2 separate regions of the Homo sapiens genome follow, and region 2 is linked to region 1. Evidence: read pairs that join two places in POLR2A ChIA-PET (ENCODE). Cell type or tissue: PC-9. All regions are shown on one strand. Region 1 overlaps LOC107986129 (a long non-coding RNA gene). Region 2 overlaps MGLL (monoglyceride lipase).

Region 1 (5,000 bases):
AGTCAAGCCATAGACCTTGGTGGGCATCTCTGGCATTTAATTAAAACCCCAGAAAGGTCATTTCATTAAGAGTAAGAACCATGCTATAGAAGTAAGGGCTGTGCCTGATGACTAAGGGAAACATTGAAATAGACATGTCGAAAAGCCCAGCCTCAGCAAAATTGAAGGGATCCACCAGACTCCCTGAACAAAACTCAGCCCGCTTTAGAGAAAGGTAACAAAATTCAGAGTTTCTAGGAGTCACACAATGTCTGGCATATGCTGAAAAATCAGTTCTATGTGTGAAGAAGGAAAAAAATGTGATGGTTTATCAAAAGGAGGAAAAATGATCAAAAGAGACAGACTCAAAGGTGAACTAGATGTTGGAATTAGCAGAGAATAGTCTTTAAATAATTGTTATAAATATGTTAAAGCAGAGGTCCCCAACCCTTGTGCCACAAACCGGTACTAGTCCATGGCCTGTTAGGAACGACGCCACACAGCAGGAAGTGAGTGGCGGGCAAGCGAGATCTGTATTTACATCCACTCCCCCTCATTCACATTACTGCCTGAGTTCCACCTCCTGTCAGATCAGTGGTGGCATTAGATTCTCATAGGAGCATGAATCCTATTGTGAACTGCACATGGGAGGGACCTAGGTTGCACTTTCCTTATGATAATCTAAAGCCTGATGATCTGAGGGGAGCTCAGGCAGTGATGTTAGTGCTAGGGAGTGGCTGCAAATACAGGTTAACATTAGCAGACAGTTTTCACTGCACAGAGACCATAAGACCACAATAAATCCACTGCTTGCAGGCTAATATCAAAACCCTACCAGTGAGTGGCAAGTGACAATTAAGCTGCAATTGGTGGCTGGCAAGTGAGTCAATATACTTCAGTTGTACAGCTGCATCTGGTGGCCTTAAAAGTATGTTTGAGACAACTTCAAATCCCCATATGTTCTGGATTAAAGTCAAGGCGGAGTATCCTGAGATTGCCACAAAAGCACTGAAAAACCTGCTTCCATTTCCAGCATCCTCTGTTTGTGAAGCAGGGTTTTCTGCAGTGACAGCAACCAAAACGAGATACTGGACAAAATGAGAACAGACTGGACATAAGCAACACACTTCAGGTATCTCTTCTCCCATCACCCCCAGATGGGACTATCTAGTTGCAGGAAAACAAGCTCAGGGCTCCCACTGATTCTTTGTTATGGTGAGTTGTATAATTATTTCATTGTATATTACAATGTAATAATAATAAAAAAAAGTGCACAATAAATGTAATGTGCTTGAAACATCCCGAAACCATCCCCACCCCCACCCTCATCAGTGGAAAAATTGTGCCAAAAAGGTTGGGGACTGCTGTGCTAAATAACTTACTGGAAAAAGTTGATGAAATGATGGAAAATTTTAGCAGAGAAATTGAAACTCTAAAAAAGAACCAATTAGAAATTATGGAACAGAAAAATATCTGAAATGATGAGCTCATCAGAAGGGCTTAACAGCAGACCAGACACAATAAATGAAAGAATAAGTAAACACAAAACAGATTGTAGAAATTACCTAAGTAAAGCATGGAAAGGAAAAAGAATTTCAGCTGGGTGCAGTGGCTCACGCCTGTAATCCCAGCACTTTGGGAAGCCGAGGCTGGTGTATCACCTGAGGTCAGGGGTTCGAGACCAGCCTGGCCAACATAGTGAAACCCTGTCTCTACTAAAAATACAAAAATTCGCTGGGTGTGGTAGCACATGCCTGTAATCCCAGCTACTCAGGAGGCTGAGGCAGAATTGCTTGAATCTGGAAGGCAGAGGTTGCAGTGAGCTGAGATTGTGCCATTGCACTCCAGCCTGGGAAATATTAAAGGAGGTTCTTCAGGGTCACTATGCATTGAATGTTTGTGTCTCCCAAATTCATATGTTGAACCCTAATCCCCAATTGGATCATATTCAGAGGTGGAGCCTTTGGGAGGTGATTAGAATTAAGTTAGGTCATGAGGTTGGGGACCTCCTGGTGGAATTAATGCCCTTATAAAAAGAGGAAGAGACATGAGATCTCTGTGTGTAAATGCACAAGGGAAGGCTGTGTGAGGGAGGACATAACCTGGAAGAGAGCCCTCACCAAGGACTCAGTGTGGCTGGCACCCTGACCTAACTCCAACCTCCAGAACCGTGAGAAAATAGATTTCTATTGTTTAAGCCCCCCAGACTATCGTATTCTGTTATAGCAACCCGAACTAAGACAAGGGTGAGGATAAAAGATCCCAGTTGGAAGCCCATATCTTCAAGAAGGAATGAAGGCCACTAGAAGCAGAAATGGTTAGATAAATAGAAAAGAACAGTTCAAAAAATACATTTTAGAGCCTACTGACCACTTGAAATAACTAATAACAGAGTATGGGTGGATTTATATAATATGTAGAGGTAAAATATATAATACGTAACCTAAAGGGGAGTGAGTGGTTAAAAGAAATTAAACTGTTGTAAGTTTCTAGCATTGTACATGAAGTTGTATATCAACTTAAGGTAGAGTATGATAAGTTAAGGAGGCATATTATAATCCCTAGAGCAACAACTAGGTATAAAATAAAGAGTTATTACTAATTGAATGCAAAAGATAAAAAGGAATAATAAAAATGCTTGATTAATTCAGAAGTCTGGAAAGGAGAAACAATGGATGAGAAGGGACAAGTGGAAACAAAACAGAAAGATGGCAGACTTACACCCAACCATATGAGTAGTTCAAAACGTAAATGGAATAAACACACCAATGAAACAAGAGAGTTTGTTTGGACAGAAAAAAGAAAACTTGACCCTATAATGTTTACAAGAGACTATCTTTAAATATAAGGATACAGAAAGGTTAAAAGTAAAATAATGGAAAAAGAAACAGTATAAGAAAGCAGATGCAGCTATATTAATATCATTGCTATACTGATATAGCTGATGACCTACATTAATATTTCCAGGGAGAAGGGTGTGCTTTTCATCCTTATGATAAAGAATAATGATAAAGGGTTAATTCTTCAGGAAGTGTTAACTGTCCTAAAGTGTATTCACCCTGTATGCCTCAGTAATTTATAGAACTAAGATTTTAAAAAAGTCAAATTCACATTATGCCATTTCTCTTTCAATAACTGATAGAATAATAAGCAGACAAAAAATGGATAAAGATATATAAGATTTGAACCACACTATAAACCAATTTGAACTAATTGGTCAAAATTTGAGAACATTATACCCAACAACTGAAGAATATGTATTCTTTTCAAATGGATATGAAACATCACCAGAATAGATCATATTGTGGACCATAAATAATTTTGGATAAATGTCAAAAGTTTAAAATCAAACAGAGTGTGTTTCTTAACCACATGGGAACCAAGCTGGAAGTCAATGACAAAAAGATTATCAGATAAGCTCCAACTGTTTAGAAATGAATCTACATAATATATGGGTTTAAGAAGAAATCACAAGAGACATTAGAAAACGTTTTTAACTGAATGATAACGAAAATACAACAAATAAAAAAATTTAGGATGGCTCATGCTTGTAATCCCAGGGCTTTAGGAGGCTAAGGTGGGAGGATCTCTTGAGTCCAGGAGTTCAAGACCAGCCTGGGCAACATAGTGACACCCTGTCTCTACCAAAAAAAAAAAAAAAGAAATTAGTTGGCACAGTGGTACATGCCTGTGGTCCTAGCTACTCAGAAGGCTAAGGCAGGAGGATCATTTGAGCCCAACAGTTTGAGGCTGCAGTGAGTCATGATCATGCCACTGCTGTCTAGCCTAGGCAACAGAGCGTGACCTTGTCTCTTTAAAAATATATATATATATTTATATATTATATATATTTTATAATATATATATAAATATATATTATATATAATAATATTTTTATAATATATATATAAATATATATTATATATAATAATATATATATTATATATTTTTATATATTATATATGTTTATATATATAATATATATAAATATATACATATAATTTTTATATATAAAAATATATATATATTTAAAAAGAAGGAAGATTTAAAGCCAGTAATTCAGTTATACCCCCAAGAAGCTAGAAAGAGAGGAACAAGCTAAACCACGGAAAAGTTGAAAGAAGAAAATAAAGGGCCGGGTGTAGTGGCTCACGCCTGTAACCCCAGCACTTTGGGAGGCCGAGGTGGGTGGATCACCTGAAGTCAGGAGTCCGAGATCAGCCTGGCCAACATGGTGAAACCCCATCCCTACTAAAAATACAAAACTTAGCCAGGCATGGTGGCAGGCACCTGTAATCCCAGCTACTCGGGAGGCTGAGGCAGGGAGAATTGCTTGAACCCAGGAGGCAGAGGTTACACTGAGCTGGGATAGTGCCATTGCACTGCAACCTGGGCAACAGAGCAAGACTCTGTCTCAAAAAAAAAAAAAAAAAAAAAAAAAAAGAAAAGAAAAGAAAGGGAAGATGAGGGCAGAAGTCAATGAAATGAAAAAAAGACAAACAATAGAGAAAATCAACAGAAACAAAAGTTCTTTGAAATGACTAATATAATTGATAAATTCCCTCATAACATGATAGAGAGAGAGAGAGATTAAGGGAGAAACAAACAAATCAAATTATCAATTACCAACATCTCCAATGAAAAGGGGGGCATCACTGCAGATCTTAAAGATATTAAAAGGATAACAAGGGAATATCATGAATGTATTGGAAATGGAGAAAATCCTTTGAAAAACACAACTGCATAAATCTGACAGAAGTAAAAAAAAATCTGAGTAGTCATATTTGCTAAAGAAATTAAATCTATAATTTAAGACCTTCCCACAAAGAAAACTTAGGCACAGATAGCTTCATTGGTGAATTCAACCAATCTTTTAAAGAAAAGAAATATATACCAAGCTTGCATAACTCTTAGATAAAAGAGGAAGAGATGACACTTTCCAATTCATTTTGTGAGTCTCCTATAACTCAGATACCAAAATCTGACAAGGACATTACAAAACAAAAACAAAACAAAACAAA
Region 2 (5,000 bases), 99 kb after region 1:
AGCTCACAGGAAGAGCAGGGATTTGGGCTCCATTCTGCGTGACTCTGAAGCCCCGCATTTTAACAGCAAACTCCTCTTATTTGACAATGCCTGGAGCCCATGGTGTGGCTCCTGGTGTTGCTGAGGTTTTGTAAGCTCTGGTACTGCTGCAGCACAGTGGCAGCCATCTGGGCGTTTCTTTTCTTTTCTATTTTTTTGGAGACAGAGTCTCGCTCTGTCACCCAGGCTGGAGTACAGTGGCGCCATCTCAGCTCACTGTCATCTCTGCCTCCTGGGTTCAAGCAATTCTCCTGCCTCAGCCTGCCGAGTAGCTGGGATGACAGGCGCATGCCACCACTCCCGGCTAATTTTTTTGTATTTCAGTAGAGGTGGGGTTTCACTATGTTGGTCAGGCTGGTCTCAAACTCCTGAGCTCAGGCAATCCGCCCGCCCCGGCCTCCCAAAGTGCTGGAATTGTAGGCATGAGCCACCGCGCCCAGCCCCGTGTGGGCTTTCCTAACCAGGCTCCCTTCTTGTCTCTGCAGGGCCCTCATCTTTGTGTCCCATGGAGCCGGAGAGCACAGTGGCCGCTATGAAGAGCTGGCTCGGATGCTGATGGGGCTGGACCTGCTGGTGTTCGCCCACGACCATGGTGAGTGTCCCAGGGTGCCGTCAGAGCTGGCTGGGCCCTGACAATTTGGAGATCTCCCTCTCTAGTCCATCTCACTGCCAGCATCCTTCTCAATTCTTCTATTCCCCACGGATGTTTCAAAGTAAAAAAATGTAGTTATGCAAACAAACAAAAAAAATGTCTGACGAGCAGATTCTGTAGTCTGAGACTGAATGCAGGCTGATTAGAAACCTCAACTGGAAAAACAAAGTCGGATATGTTCATCTCAGAACTTGCCTGAGGCTAAGGAATTCTTTCCTGCATTTATAAAGTGCTTTCTCTCAAAATGGGCCCTGGTTTTTCTCCAAGTGCCCTCAAATGGGCATTGTGTAGTCAGTTCAAGTACAGTGTAAACCCTGGTTTAACCACACGAGGTTTACCAAGCATTTCAGACCAGGAGAATAGTAGAAGCCTCAACAGGCCATATTGTTCACAAGAAAACCCAACACACACACAAATACAAGGACACACAGCTACCCATGCATATAGTCATACACACATTTGCACACATACACATATACATACACATGCACACACATACACACCTGTACCTATACACATACACGTAAAACACACATACACACATACATACACATGTGCACCTACACATTTACACACATATACACACATTCACACATACATATAGACATATACATGCATACATAAACATACCATCCATACACAATCACACACACACAACCCCAGGCCAGGTCTTTGATTCTTTGTTCTGTAGCAAAATCCACAACCATCAAAATCCAATGTTCATTGTCTGAGTCGGTATGTAGTTTTGTAATCATGTTTGCAACATTCTCTATGGCTAGGAAGTCTCCCAATTTAGTTCTTTGCCTAACACTTTTTAAAATTAAGACTTCTCTGTGACTGAACACGGTGATTTCCCCACAGCTTCAATGTAAAATTCTATCATTGTGGCCCAGATCCAGAAATGTTGCTTCCATTTTATCTGATTTGAAAATGGATAATAATTAAGTGATGTCTCTGAAAAGAGGGACAGGGGAGCAATGACAGAGGCCTGGAAGTCCTTGTAAATGCGGGAAAGCCTTATCTGTACGGAGAAGCTGCACAGGAGGTGAAAAGCTTGCTGGGACATTCTGTAGGTAAAGAGCTGCAAATGTGATTTGCCAGGGGCTCTTATTCAGCTGGATATACACAAGCGTCCTCATAACTGACAGTATTGACTAATTCTTTCTTATCATAGTTGTGACGTTCTTTAGTGCTTTGCGAACTGTCCCAGTAATATTTGTGAGACTGTTTGAGAAATAATATTTGAGGATCATCTCCGAGGCTTTTAGTATGGGGACTGTGTCATTATTAACTTTGGCACTTCTTACATGTAAAAGCCTCAGATAGGAATTTTTTTTTCCTATTGCATTTGCATCCTTTAAAATTTGTTACACTCATCATCGTTATGTTCTAGAGACATTGTGAAGGAAAAGGATATTTGTACTATGCAGCTAGAGTCCCAAGAATCTATTTTGTATCTTAGCACCAACCACCTTCTTATCGGATAAAACTTGGCCAAATCTGTGGGATTAAGTAAATGTTGTTCCTTGTTTATTTTGTCTGGCTGTGGCACTTTGAGAAACAATTTTAAAAGCCTCCTTTTTTAGAATAAAGGGAGAAAAGAAACAGCCCACCTTTTGATGTTTCCAGAATAACATCTAGAGTTGAGGCAGAGCTCTCTGTGACATTCTAAATATAGTGCGAAAATGGCTGTTGGTGTTCACCTGTTTCAAGCTCTTTGAATGACTCATGGAAATCTCTCTGGCAAGTGCCTAAGGGAAGTGTTTAATTCAGGAAATGAACCCAGTTGACTGTGCGTGTGTGACTTTTGCTGTGGCTTGCTTAGTAGAAGGAAGCCAAGTAAGTGGGCTGCCATTTTGGGGATCTTGTGCAGGCTGGCGATGCAGGTACTGGTGGCTAGTGATCTTGGCTGTATTTCCTTCTTGCTGAGAAATGTGCTAGTAAGTGAAGAAGGAAGGATTTGAACCCAGGTCAAACCTTCTTTAGAAGGTTGGGGAGGGAAAGGAGTGAATGGATGCTAAATCTGACGCTAACTGATTTTACTAGCTTGGATCTCGTTGCTCAATGCATTATAGTATTTCGCTGTTCAGCATTTTAACAGCAAATCCTCTTATTTAATAAGGCCTGGAGCCCACAGTGTGGCTCCTGATGCATTGCTGAGGTTATGTAAGGTCCTGCGCCGCTGCATTACAGCCACAACTGTCTAGACTTTTCTAAGAAAAAAAAAAAGGCTGGTTCTAAAGCCTGGCCTTTTTTATTACTGTACACCAATGTTTCCAGGCACAAATGCCTACAGAGATATATGCAGACTGCATTCTTTCCAACATAGCTTTTATTTTATTTTTTTACTTTTTATTTTTTTGAAATGGAGTCTTGCTCTGTCGCCCAGGCTGGAGTGCAGTGGCGTGATCTCAACTCACTGCAACCTCTGCCTCCCGGGTTCAAGCGATTATCCTGTCTTAGCCTCCTGAGTAGCTGGGACTACAGGCGCCTGCCACTATGCCCGGCTAATTTTTGTATTTTTGGTAGAGACAGGGGTTTCACCATATTGGCCAGGCTGGTCTCGAACTCCTGACCTCAGGTGATCCACTCTCCTCGGCCTCCCAAAGTATTGGGGTTACAGGCGTGAGCCACTGCACCCAGTCCAACATAGCTTTTAAATTTAAATAAAGCAGGCAAGGTGCAATGGCTCACACCTGTAGTCCCAGCACTTTGGGAGGCTGAGGTGGGAGGATCGCTTGAGGCCAGGAGTTTGAGACCAGCCCAGGCAACATAGTGAGATCCTGTCTCTACAAAATAATTTTTTTTAATTAGCTGGGCCCCATGGTATATACCTATAGTGCCAGCTACTTAGGAGGCTGAAGTGGGAAGATCACTTGAGCCTGAGAGTTCAAGGCTGCAGTAAGCCATGATCACACCATTGTACCCAGCCTAGAGGAAAGAGCAAGATCCTGTCTCAAAAAGAAAAAAAATTAAATAAAACAAATATTAGGAGAATGTCAGGACATTTATTGTGCCCATTGGAGGTACACTGAAAACTAAAAACGGAGCTGAAAACACTGCTGCAGGGCCCATGGCACCTCCAAGGCTCCAACATCCAAACCTCCCATGTCTTTAGCCATGTTGTCATCTGCACTCCAGGGTGTCGCTGGAAGCATGCTACTGCACTTTCATCCCAGACAGCAGAAGGGCTCAGACACTAATACACCCAGTCCAGGGTCCACTCAACAGGGAGTCCAAGCCGTGTGATCTGCACCTTGTTTAACTATCCCCAGTCTTAATTTTCTCATCTACAATGTAGACTGGCTGCTGTGCTGTGTACCCAGGTGGGCGTGACCCCAGGGCTCTGAGCAAGACCAGCAGGACTGAGGCTGGGAGTTAGGGGGTTCTTGTCCCCGTGTGGTTGCCCTGAGCGGGCTGGGTCACCCCTCAGGCCTGCACAGGCCGTTCTGAAGATACAGTGAAGCAATAGATAGGAAAATGCTTTACAAAGTAGACAGAGCTGCCTATGGTGGTTTCACTGCCCGGTTTCTATGACACGATTTATGGAAACACTGGCTTCTGTAAATCTGATGCTAACTGATTTTACTACCATGGGTCTCATTGCTCAATGCATTACAGTATTTCACTGTTCAGACAGAAACCTCTAGGCGCCGCGGTTGTGGCAGTCTGGCTGTGTCTCCAGCATGCCTGGTAAATTGGTGGGCTCAGAGTCATGTTCAATAAGCATCTAATTTAACTTTGTTCTCCATGTTAACCTCAGAATTTGTACAAAATGAACTCATGGGTTTGAATGGCTTGCCAGCAGTGAAAATTGTGATTCCTGCCATTTATTCAGTGTCAACTGCATGCCAGGCTCTCTACTGGGCACTTTTCTCATATGATCTCTAATTTCTCACAACAATTAATCTTATTTTCCCCATTTTATAAGTGAGGAACGTGTGGCTGTATATTCAAGCAGATCCATTCTCATTGCGCATGTGTTAGCAAAGGGAAGTTTTGTCTTCTTCCAGGGCACGTGATGTCTGAGGCAGGTGCAAGGACTCCATGGCACCATCAGTGCCCAGGGTTCCATCTGTAGTTTGCTCAGCTGGTACTACTTAGCATGTGGCTTTCATCTGTGTGGGCACTACCTCCAGCCTCATGTTCTAACAGGTAGAGGAAGCAGGAAGTGACAGAGAAAAAGGGCTGGGCTCCTATCAGGAAGGCAAAGCTTACTTAGAAATCCTGGCAGGCTCTAGCCCCACTGCATTGACCAGTGCTGTTCACAGGGCTCTGCCTAGCTGCAAGGGAGGCAGGAACTGTAATT

What was found. ChIA-PET counts read pairs that join two places held together with the same protein. Peaks named below come from ENCODE experiments on the same cell type or tissue, not always from the same donor. Only the 100,000 strongest peaks of a DNase experiment are listed, where the experiment ranks them.
Region 2: POLR2A ChIA-PET joins it to region 1 with 6 read pairs; 2 of 35 experiments call an interaction of 5 or more read pairs at or near these places.

The regions. Positions count from the first base shown.
Region 1 is chr3:127,876,798-127,881,797 of GRCh38, reverse strand. All of the region lies in intron 3 of LOC107986129 (a long non-coding RNA gene), which reads left to right. Among named protein-coding and RNA genes, the nearest start is that of KBTBD12, 36 kb to the left of the region's middle. In PC-9, no CTCF peak of the experiment used is centred here; no DNase peak of the experiment used is centred here.
Region 2 is chr3:127,777,420-127,782,419 of GRCh38, reverse strand. It overlaps MGLL (monoglyceride lipase), which reads left to right. Exons shown (of 8, transcript NM_007283.7): 3 at 525-631. Among named protein-coding and RNA genes, the nearest start is that of MGLL, 43 kb to the left of the region's middle. In PC-9, no CTCF peak of the experiment used is centred here; DNase peaks (open chromatin) are centred at 829 and 2,449; H3K27ac peaks cover 1,367 bases.